2 separate regions of the Homo sapiens genome follow, and region 2 is linked to region 1. A link is a contact called in ENCODE POLR2A ChIA-PET data. All regions are on one chromosome and are shown on one strand. The core of a region is the stretch at or near the end of the contact, and the rest is flanking DNA. Distances in the headings are between cores, read along the strand shown.

Region 1 (5,834 bases), core at 2,370-4,869:
CCATAATATTTTCCCCCAGACACTGACCTGGAGGGTTGGAGGCTAAGGTCATTGGTTGCTGCCTGTCTTGGCCCTTGTGGTTTCTCAGGAGCTTAGATTTTGTCTGTCCCGGCATCTGTCACAGTACCAGGCACGCAGCAGGCCGTGGATGGACCTGCATATGCAATGCCTCCATCTTTGTTTATCCTTCTCTCCTAGTTTGAGTCTCTACTGGTTCCCTCCGGGGACACAGTGGGAAAAGGTCGTTGGTCTCTTAGGATGCTTTGCCCACCGTCCTCTGCCCTCTTGGAGGGCAGACGCCAACTGGACCTCCTCTGCAGGTTTCTACGGCACTGGCCAGACAGGCCTTGCTGTAGGAAGGATCTCTTTATTTTAGGATCAATACCAAGGATGCAAGGGGGCTTCAGAGATGGGCTGGGGTCCCCAAGAAGCAGTCTTCCCCATTTCTTGACTCTTCTTGATCTGATCTGCCTACCTGGCTGTAAGGTGCTCCCCACTCCCACTTCATGGACTGTGCCTGTGGCGTGGGGCTGTTCGGAGGGCTGAGCACTCACTTACCCTGTGGTGCCTGGGCACACTGTATAGATGTGGAGGTGCCTGAGGCAGCTGTCAGCCTGCTTTGTGACACTCTGGGAGGGTGGGGCATGGGCTTAAGAACAGAGGCCTTGACTCCCAGCTAAGGCTACTCACCAGGCCCTGCTGCAGCCTAGGAGGGAGCTTGGGACACATATCTGGGTCTTTCTTCACCTTCTCCCCAAACCCAAGTCTGGAGGACTCTGGAACGAGTACCCCTGTCTTCAGCACCTTCCCAAAACACTGCAGATATGGAACTGGCACCCTCACCCCCCACCGCCCAGCAGCCCTCGGCGCCTGTGTCTGTAGTTCTCTGTGAGGGGAAATCCTTCTCCTTGGGCCTCAGTTTCCCAGCCAGTGTTCCTGGATTAATCATGCATCACCACTGGGGTGTGGCATCTGCTCAATCATTACCATTTTCCCAGCTCTGGGAGTTAGGCAGATGAAAGAGGCCAGGCTGTTATTAAGGTGAATTATTGTTGCTGTTATTACTGATTTCTAAAACCCAGCACCAGCAGCTGCTGAGAAGAGCCCAGTCAGGCACAGCACTGTGAACCTTATGCTGGTCCTTGAACTCTGGGAATTCTCCAATATCCACTATGCTTTTTTTTTTTAATGTATAGATGTCTTAAAGGAGAGAAGACCCCATTCTGCTGCTCCTGCTGTTGCCTGCAGGGCTTGAGTGACAGGTGCTGCTTAGGACCTGTGGTCTGCATGTCTCCTCACTCTCATGTAGTTCAGCCTGAAATTGCCCCTGCCCTTAGACACTCTGGGTAGGCCAATGGTCAAGGTTTTTCTAGGCAGGGCTGTGAGGGGCCCTGGAACTCCCGTAGTGTGGCTCTGGGGTTCTCAGCAGTTGCAGTTCCCAGGGGCTGATTTACCTCACTCCCAGCTGGCTTGATGGGGGAGCTGTAATCGGCCCTTCTGTACAAGGATCTGTTCAGACACCCCCAGAACCTGCCCACAGCAGCACCAGGCACTTCCAGGGTCATTTACCCCACTTGCCCCAAACTTCCCCCTGCCCTCTGCCTCTGACCCTGACCAGACTGTCCCCCTTCCCAGGGACCTAGAATAAACCCAACTTTTACCCAGGTGGAAGTGCCCCTGACCAACTTCTGAATAGTGGTGTTACCATGCTCACACCACAGCCTGGGGTTAGGAGGGCCTCTCTGCTAACCCAGGGCAAGATTGCTGGAGAAGAAAGGATGTGAAGGCATCAGCAGCCCTGGATTGGAGCCCCCACATTCATCTGACCGGCCACCTCACCTGCTCCCTTGTCCTAGGGGCCTGGAAGAGGTTGGATGCCACAGCTGGGAGGAGCTTTGGAAATCAACTTGTTGAGTAGTTGGATTCCTTCTAATATTTTTTGCAGTTTTATTTTTTCATCAGGTTTTATAAATATAGTTTGAAAATTGAAATCTCTGCTGGGCACGGTGGCTCATGCCCAGCACTGTGGGAGGCCAAGGTGGGCGGATCACTTGAGGTCAGGAGTTCAAGACCAGCCTGACTAAGACGGTGAAACCTCATCTCTACCAAAAAATATAAAAATTAGCTGGGTGTGGTGGTGTGAACCTGTAGTCCCAGCTACTGGGGAGCCTGAGGTGGGAGGATCACTTGAACCCAGGAGGCAGAGGTTGCAGTGAGCAGAGATTGAGCCACTGCACTCCAGCCTAGGCAACAGTGAGACCCTGTCTCAAAAAAAAAAAAAAAAAATCTCACTCCCACCTCCATCGCGTTCTCCCCCATAATCATTTATTAGTTTCTTGTATATCCCTTGAGTTTCCTTACACAATACCAAATACACACAAATATATATTCTTTTTTTCATTCTTACCCAAAATACAGCGTAGCATGTCTACTGTATTTGTTGCCTTACCTATTAGCAGTACCTGGGTGTGCCTGGATTTCTCCTGCCGCCTATGTCGGCTCTCCTGTTTCTGGCTGTCTTAGTCTGTTTGAACTGCTATAACAACATACCATAAACTAGGCAGCTTAGAAACAACAGAAATTTATTTCTCACAGCTCTAGAGGCTGGGAAGTCCAAGGTGAAGGCAAGGGCAGATTTGGTGTCTGGTGAGGGCCAGCTTTCTGATTCCTGGACAGAGGCTTCTTATTGTGTCCTCACATGGTGGAAGGGGTGAGGAATCTCACCAGGCCTCTTTTCATAAGAGCACTAATCCCATTCATGAGGGCTCCACCTCCATGACCTATTTACCTCCCACAGCACCACCGCCCCGCCGCCCCACAATAGCATTACCTTGGGTATTAGGATTTCAACATGTGGATTTGGGGGGATACAAACATTCAGACCATAGCACTGGCCTTGACCACTCATCCCAGGGTTCCCCAGTTGGCCCCAAGTCATGAGCAGTGTTTGTTCACCTTTGTATACCAAACTTCATTCAGATGCCAGGATTCAGGTCAAACCGGCCTCTGAGGAATTCTCAAGCTATATGAGCGGCCTGTTCATTCAGCCAGCAGATTATTTAGAATTTACTGTGTGCCGGATGCTGTGCTAATCTCTAGGGATACAGTGGTGATCAAAAAAGTCCACGTTAATCAAGTAATTAAACAGTTTTATAATTATAGCTGTGATAAGGGTTGCAAAGAAAGGACATGTGCTATAAGAGCAAGTGCTCCAAGGACCTGCCCCACCTAGTGTTGGGGGTGGCCCGTGCCGAGGCACATGACATGGCACACATGCTGGGAGCAGGAGTCAGGCCAGGACTGCAGATGTGGGTACCATGTGGCCTAGAATGCTGGCTTTCTCAACTTGGCTTGAGTGGCTTCTCTTCTCCCCACTCCCGCAGTCTGTGGGATGTCCTGGGCCCCTTGAGTTTTATTGTGTCCAAGACAGGAGACCCCCTTCTCTGCCAGATGGTGCTGATCATTTCTCTTCCCCCACCCGCATCACATCGTCTTCTATTTCCCCAGCTCTGAGCCTGCAGGCTCCTGAAGCTGGAGGCTTTCTTTCCATTCCAGGCTGAGGGGAAGTTGGGGGGTGGGGATGGGGGTTTGCTTCTCACTTCCTCTGTAGACAGCACCTCACTTCCTGTCCCCCAGGCTAGAAGAAGGCTAAAACTCTTGGCTTTGCTGTCCCTTCCTTTCTCCTCCCTGACTGCTTTCCTGGAAAGCCTACAGGCCTTGAAGGAGCAAGGCAGCATCAAAGCCAGCAGCTTATCCCTGAAGGCCCTGCCGAGCTCCTTACCCCACCCTTACCCCGCACAAGGGACCTGGCTCCTCAGCTGCAGTCCTTTTCTAGATGGGATATTCTTCTCTCCTGTGCCCTGCAGGGGAGAGGAGTCAGAGTCAGAGGGCTCACCCCCATTTTACAGGAAGGAAACTGAGGCCCAGAGGGGTGCCAGCTTCACCTAGGGTCACGCGGTTTGGCTGCATGAATCTCAGGAGCAGAATCCCAAAAGCCTGACTCCTGTTTGTGATCACAAACAAGAGCAGAGCCCAGTGGGGGCTTGTGGGTGAACCAGAGCTGTTTTCTCCTCCCAGCGTAGAGCTGACAGCTTGGGGTGTCACCTCTGGGCTCTGGCTGGATGGTGCCCACTAGCTGAGCACTGGAGTTGCTTGAGTGCAGAAGGCATATTGGCTGGCCAGAGCCTATTCTTTTTGTAGAAAGAAGCCAGGAGATGGGGGCCTGGGTGCAGTGGCTCACGCCTGTAATCCCAGCACTTTGGGAGGCCAAGGTGGGTGGATCACAAGGTCAGGAGATCGAGACCATCCTGGCTAACACGGTGAAACACCGTCTCTACTAAAAATACAAAAATTAGCCAGGCATAATGGCACGCGCCTGTAGTCCCAGCTACTCGGGAGGCTGAGGCAGGAGAATCGCTTGAACCCGGGAGATGGAGGTTGCAGTGAGCCGAGATCGCGCCACTGCCTTCCAGCCTGGGCGACAGAGCAAAACTCCATCTCAAAAAAAAAAAAAAAAAAAAAGGCCAGGAGATAAAGTTTGGGGGATGGGCACTAGGAGCTGGAAGGGTATCTGCCCAGCACTCCTCCCCGTGCAGGTGCAGCCTCCCAGGCCCTATTGTCTCAGACCTGGGAGAAAATACTAATAGCTGATGTTTCAGTGGTCAGCTCTGCCATCACCTCCAGGAGCCTCTCTGCCTTGGTTCCTCCTGTGGGGCCCAGCATGTGTCTCTGGTTATGCCCAGGATATTGAAAAGATGCCAACTCCCTAATTCGGCCAGGGGATAGGAGAGGAGTTAGTTATTGGCATGGGCCAGGGAAGCAGGAAACCATCACCTTCAAATGTCCTTAGATCCAGCTGCACTGAGTCATTCTGGTTCCATATACACCCAGAGGTTTCTGCCTCCTCACTTCTGTTGCTGCCTTTCCTTCTGTGTGGAATGACACCCTTCCCTTTTGGTTGTATGTAAACCCCACCTGTCTTTACCTTCTGTTCACTTGATGTCTCCAATTCTGAAAAACGGTTTCAGCTTTAGCTTAATATTTCTCTCCTGATTTTTAAAGTTCTTCAAAAGACTCCTCTTATGGAACTTCCTTCATAGTACAGCTATCTATCCACATGTCTGTTTTCTTTTCTTCCCTTGAGGCAGAGTCTTGCTATGTTGCCCAGGCCGGTCTTGAACTCCTGGGCTCAAGCAATCCTCTGCTTCTATGCATTCAACTTTTTAGAATCCACATATGAGATCACGTGGTATTTGTCTGGGCCTGGCTTATTTCACGTAACATAATGTTCTCCAGATTCATCCACGTTGTTACCAATGACAGGATTTCCTCCTTTTTTAGGACTGAATAGTGTCCTATTATGTGTATATAGCATCTTTTCTTTATCCATTCATCTACTGATGGATACTTAGGTTGGTTCCATATCTTGACTACAATGAATAAACATGGGAGTACAGATATCTCTTCAACATCCTGATTTAATGGTAGTTCTATTTAAGGGTTTTTAATTTTTTTTTTTTTTTTGAAGCGGAGTCTTGCACCGTTGCCCAGGCTGGAGTGCAGTGGCGCAATCTCAGCTCACTGCGAGCTCCACCTCCCAGGTTCAAGCTATTCTCCCGCCTCGGCCTCCCAGGTAGCTGGGACTACAGGTGCCCACGACCACGCCCGGCTAATTTTTTGTAGTTTTAATAGAGATGGAATGGTCTCGATCTCCTGACCTCGTGATCTGCCCACCTCGGCCTCCCAAAGTGCTGGGATTACAGGCGCGAGCCACTGCACCCGGCCTTTTTTTTTTTTTTTTTTTAAATACAAGGTCTTGTTGTGTTGTCTAGGCT
Region 2 (5,834 bases), core at 1,677-4,176, 890 kb before region 1:
TCATCTACAAGGCCTGAGGGAGTTTATCTAGAATATTAAATTTGTTCAATTAAAAGTGAATAATGGCCGGGAATGGTGGCTCACGCCTGTAATCCCAGCACTTTGGGAGGGCGAGGCGGGAGGATCACAAGGTCAAGAGATGGAGACCATCCTGGCCAACATGGTGAAATCCCTTCTCTACTAAAAATACAAAAATGAGCTGGGCGTGGTGGTACACACCTGTAGTCCCAGCTACTCGGGAGGCTGAGGCAGGAGAATTGCTTGAACCCAGGAGGTGGAGGTTGCAGTGAGCCGAAATCGTGCCACTGCACTCCAGTATGGCGACAGAGCGAGACTACATCTCAAAAAAAAAAAAAAAAAAAAAAGTGAATAATGGCCAGGAACGGTGGCTCATGCCTGTAATCACAGCACTTTAGGAGGCCGAGGCGGACAGATCACTTGAGCCGAGGAGTTTGTGACCAGCCTGGGCAACATGGCAAAACCCTGTCTCTACAAATACAAAAATATTAGCCTGGTATGGTGGTAGACATCTTTAGTCCAGGCTACTTGGGAGGCTGAGGTGGGAGGATCATTTGTGCCAGAGTTCAAAGCTGCAGGCCAGGCGTGGTGGCTCACGCCTATAATCCCAGTACTTTGGGAGGCCGAGGCGGGCGGATCACAAGGTCAGGAGACCGAGACCATCCCGGCTAACGCGGTGAAACCCTGTCTCTACTAAAAATACAAAAAAAATTAGCCGGGTATGGTGGCGGGTGCCTGTAGTCCTAGCTGCTTGGGAGGCTGAGGCAGGAGAATGGCGTCAACCCAGGAGGCGAAGCTTGCAGTGAGCCAAGATCGCGCCACTGCACTCCAGCCTGGGCGACAGTGCGAGACTCCATCTCAAAAAAAAAAAAAAAAAAAAAAAAGCTGCAGTGAGCTGAGATCATGCCACCGCACTCCAGCCTGGGCAACAGTGTTAAGACCCTGTCTCAAAAAACAAAAACAAACGAACAAAAAACTCAGGGAAAAAAATGTCAGCAAGGCCAGGCGTGGTGGCTTGCTCCTGTAATCCTACCAGTTTGGGAGGCAGAGGGGGGCAGATCATTTGAGGACAGGAGTTTGACACCAGCCTGGCCAACATGGCAAAACCCCATCTCTACTAAAAATACAAAAATTAGCTGGGCGTAGTAGCTCACACCTGTAATCCCAGGTACTCAAGTGGTTGGATCCTGGGTGGCAGAGGTTGCAGTGAGCCAGATCACGCTACTGTACTCCAGCCTGGGCAACAGAGCAAACTCTGTCTCAAAAAAAAAAAAAAAAAAAAAAAGCAACAATTCGTAAATCTAGGATAGGCTACATGGGTGTTCCTCACTATACTATTCGTCTAACTTTTCCATAGGTTCGACACTTCAAAATAAACGGGGGAGCCCACTCCCTCTCTAGAAAAAAGTGCTAGGTTGCTCTCTTCATGGTCATCCGCCTCACGGAACTAAGAAGATGGCAAAAAGATGATAAAACAAAGCTTATTGCCAGCTAGGTTTTAAATAGGCTGATGCTATACTGGATTAATATTAAAAATCTTTTATTCTATCAAAATCTGTTGATCCTGAATATACTGAAACAGATGAGACAAAATCACTTAAATCATATAATCAATTTTCAAAGGGTAAATATTTGGGGAAGCTGGGTAAAGGGTGTAAGGAAAATCTTTGTACCATGTGGCAACTTTTTGTTTTGTTTTGTTTTGTTTTGTTTTTTGAGACAGAGTCTCGCTCAGTCGCCCAGGCTGGAGTGCAGTGGCACAATCTTGGCTCACTGCAAGCTCCGTCTCCCAGGTTCACGCCATTCTCCTGCCTCCCGGGTTCACGCCATTCTCCTGCCTCAGCCTCCCGACATGTGGCAACTTTTTTGTGTGAAATTATTTCAAAATGTAAAGTTTAAAAAATTTAAAAATAAAACAGAAAACTCAAAAAAGATAAAGTATTCCAATTGGTGAACAGTTTTAGTCTACAAAGTGTCTACTACAATTTTAAGTAAATATGCAATATTCCTCCCTAAGAAACTTCATGACAAATTATAGATATATCATGTTGGAGACAGCCTTTTAATACAGGCAGGGACTCAGAGTGTATTTATGTAAACTGTGCATTCTGGGATTTACATTATAAAATTAATAAAGGCATATTTTAAAAAGTGAATTTTGCAGTAGTTTAAAACAATAAAACTAATTCAGCAGCAGTTCCTGGATGTTCTTCTGTGTGCATTTCGTGAGTCTATGGGTCTGTGGGTCACAGAGAATGAAAGATACTGAAAGCAGTAACTCCAGGAAGCTAATTGCAGACACTGCTGTACCTGTAAATATGCCTTCTGATTTTCCAATAAAATTCTGTAAACGTCTTATGGCAAAAACTGCTAGTTATCAATTCCAGTATCCTATTCTTCTTCCTTAATAACAGAACCCCCAGTTTTTAGCTGGACACATGCCTGGAATAAAGACTATATTCTTTAGTGTGGGAGGATAATAAGTAAGAGGAAGTAATATGTGCAATTTCTAGAAAATATGTTAAAGGGAAGAGTATCCTTTCTTTACCTTTTCCTCCTACCTGCTGGCTGGGATGTAGAGGTTGGGGAGCCTAATGAGCCCTGGGGCAGTTGCTAATGATGGCTGTGGCCGATTATTTTATTTTCCCACAATCCTTCCTTTCTTTCTTGTCTTAGTTATGGCTGGATGGGATAAGTATACTTCATGGTCTCACTTGTTTAGGACAATGAAATGTTAGGACATGTGACACAAACAGAAGCTTTAAATATGCTCATGTGGCTTGGCTTGCTTTGTTGCTTCTGCCATCTGCCTTGAAAAAAATACGGCCCAGGTAGCTGCTGGTCCCATGATGAGGAGACACATGGAACAGCTCTGAACCCAACCTAAGCCTGGAGCCAAGTCAAGTCCAGTGGATCCCAGCCAAGCCAAGCAGATCCACATTCCATGAGTAAAAAGTAAATGCTTGCTACTTCAAGGCACTGAGTTTTAGGGTTATTTGTTCTGTAGCGTATCTATGACAAGAGGTGACAGACAAAACACCAGAGCAAAAAGATGGGAAGCTAGAAGAACATGATTGAGGAGTGACTATCCTAGCCTTTGGACTACCTAGCTCTGAACTTTTTTTACCTGACAAAAATATGCTTGTTTCTTGCCTGAGCTGCAATTTATGTTTTTCTGCAACCTGCAGCCAAGACTAGTCCTAACAAACACATTCTTTCTTTCTACAATAGCTCCAAAAGCATCTCAAGGATATGTTTGCCTCCGGGCTGCCTTAACACACCTTTTCCATCTTCCCTTTCTTTTTTGTTGAGACAGGGTCTGGTTCTGTCGCCCAGATTAGAGTGCAATGGCGCAATCTCGGTTTACTGCAACCTCCCAGGCTCAAGCCATCCTCTGTCAGCCTCTGAAGTAGCTGAGACTACAGGTGTGCACCACCGGGCCTGGCTAATTTTTTCCATTTTTTTTTGTAGAGACAGGATTTTACCATGTCGCCCAGGCTGTTTTCGAGCTCCTGGGCTCACACGACCCTCCCACCTTGGCCTCCCAAAGTCTTTGTAAACTAATTGTAGAGAAAGAATCACACTGAGAGAACCCAGCTTCTTGAAGTTGGAATTTTAGTGCCAGGTCTTGGAAGCCAGCATATTACCTGGTTGTTTTTGCCGGGGCTTTGGCAAGTTTGTCACACATGTATGGGGGCACATGAGGATGTTGCAAGGATGCAGTGATCCCTCCAGAAAGAGTTGTTTCGTCTGAGATATATGGATTCCTCCTAGTGGAGTTTTTGGCAATGTATTGGCTGGCACCAGAGCAAGACAATAAACCCCCACTTGATGAATGCTATCGATCGCCTAGAAAAATACAAACAAAAATACTCAGTGAGATCACTTCTATTACATTTGACATATTCCTGGTATAATCCATTATTTTACGCTACAATTTTTCTTACTCTACCCATTCTAGATCTAGAATCTGGCAGATCACTAAGATTCCATATATCTAGAGATTTAAAGATAATCATTAAGATAATACACATCTTTCAGCTGTGGCAGAGATTAAAAGAAGAGAGGTAAGATACAATCTAAATGGACAAAGGTGGATATTGACTTGCAACTCAGTATGTTCTCTTTTTAAGTTTTTATTCTTTTTAGAGACAGGGTCTCATTCTGTCAGCTGGGGTGGAATGCAATGGCACAAGCCATGACAGCCCCAAATTCCTAAGCTCAAGTGATCCTCCTGCCTCAACCTCCCAAGAAGCTGGGACTACAGGGATGCACCACTGCGTCTGGCTAATTTAAAATAATTTTTTTTCTTTTCTTTTTTTTAATTTTAAGGTTTTTGGAGAGATGGGGTCTCACTGTGCTGCCTAGGCTGGTCTTGAACTCATGGCCTCAAGTGATGCTCCCACCTTGGCCTCCCAAAGTGCTGAGATTACTGTCATACCATGCCCAGCCAATATGTTCTCTCTTAAGTGATAATGTCAAAAACCTAGAAATTTGTTTTGGTTCTTTTAATCTTTTAGCTATCAGCCAACAAAGCCTAATTAAACAGAAGTAAGGTATTTTTATTATGAACACAACAGCAGCTCTCTAAAGGAGCCCCCACTTAAGTGATTCACCATGTTACCATGCATCTCCTCTGAAAAACATCTGGGGTGAGGCCCATAGCACACCGAGCATTGGAGGCCACAAGCTACCCTGAGCGTACCTGTGCTCGCAGCCATGTAACTGCATGTTTGCTTAAAGTCAGCTGTGTTCCTACACTGTTTGACAGCTGTTCTTGTTGTTTTCACATAATGTAATTAAATATTATGTTAACTGACAAAATACAAATGCAAAAACACAGAAGGAGTTATGCTTTGGAAAGACACACTAAAAGTTAGCTCCTAAAAAACTTCTGTTCATAGGTCAGGCAAGTTAATCCTAAAAGTGAAGATACCCATTCAAGTCATTTTTCAAATACCCACATTCTGGTGCTAACTTACAGAAAATAAAACCAGGCCGGGTATGGTGACTCAAGTCTGTAATCTCAGCACTTTGGGAGGCCAAGGTGAGAAGACAGTTTGAGTTCAGGAATTTGAGAATAGCCTGGGCAACATGGCAAAACCCCATCTCTATATTTTAATTTTTAAAAAAATTTAAAAAGAAAAACCAGAAACTGAAGACAATGTATTTTGATATAGTTTATAGAAGTAAGCCGACCTGGACTTCAGGTTGGTATATTCGTAATCACACTTCTCTACATCAAAGGAATACATACTTAGATATTTTCTATTAAAATTTAATACTTGAAGAATTTCTCATTTTTATGGAACCAATCAACTTTATTTTATTTTTTTGAGACAGAGTCTTGCATTGTCACCCAAGCTGGAGTCCGATGGCGTGATCTCAGCTCACTGCAACCTCCGCCTCCTGGGTTCAAGCAATTCTCCTGCCTCAGTCTCCGGAGTAGCTGAGATTACAGGTGCCCGCCACCAAGCCCGGCTAATTTTTTGTATTTTTATTAGAGACGGGGTTTCACTATGTTGGCTAGGCTGGTCTCGAACTCCTGACCTCGTGATCCACCTGCCTCGGCCTCCCAAAGTGCTGGGATTACAGGTGTGAGCCACCGTGCCCAGCCCTTTTTCGTTTGTTTGTTTTTTTAAGATGGAGTCTCGCTTTTTCTCCCAGGCTGAAGTGCAGTGGCGCAATCTCGGGTCACCACAACCTCCACCTCCCGGGTTCAAGCAATTTTCCTGCCTCAGCCTCCCAAGTAGCTGGGATTACAGGTGTGTGCCACCACATCTGGCTAATTTTTGTATTTTTAGTAGAGACAGGGT

The links. ChIA-PET counts read pairs that join two places held with the same protein, here RNA polymerase II (POLR2A).
Region 2: POLR2A ChIA-PET joins it to region 1 with 20 read pairs in PC-9. The contact joins two enhancer-like sites. POLR2A ChIA-PET finds 5 or more read pairs at or near these places in 2 of 52 experiments (HepG2 and PC-9).

What each region holds. Positions count from the first base shown.
Region 1 is chr12:49,819,001-49,824,834 of GRCh38, reverse strand. All of the region lies in intron 1 of NCKAP5L (NCK associated protein 5 like), which reads left to right. Among named protein-coding and RNA genes, the nearest start is that of NCKAP5L, 6.5 kb to the left of the region's middle. Within about 2 kb of position 3,619, at least 5 of the 41 ENCODE cell types and tissues checked have a DNase peak (open chromatin) inside an H3K27ac peak, as active enhancers do.
Region 2 is chr12:50,712,428-50,718,261 of GRCh38, reverse strand. It overlaps DIP2B (disco interacting protein 2 homolog B), which reads right to left. Exons shown (of 38, transcript NM_173602.3): 23 at 3,666-3,867. Among named protein-coding and RNA genes, the nearest start is that of ATF1, 49 kb to the left of the region's middle. RefSeq lists a silencer at 110-300. Within about 2 kb of position 2,926, at least 2 of the 41 ENCODE cell types and tissues checked have a DNase peak (open chromatin) inside an H3K27ac peak, as active enhancers do.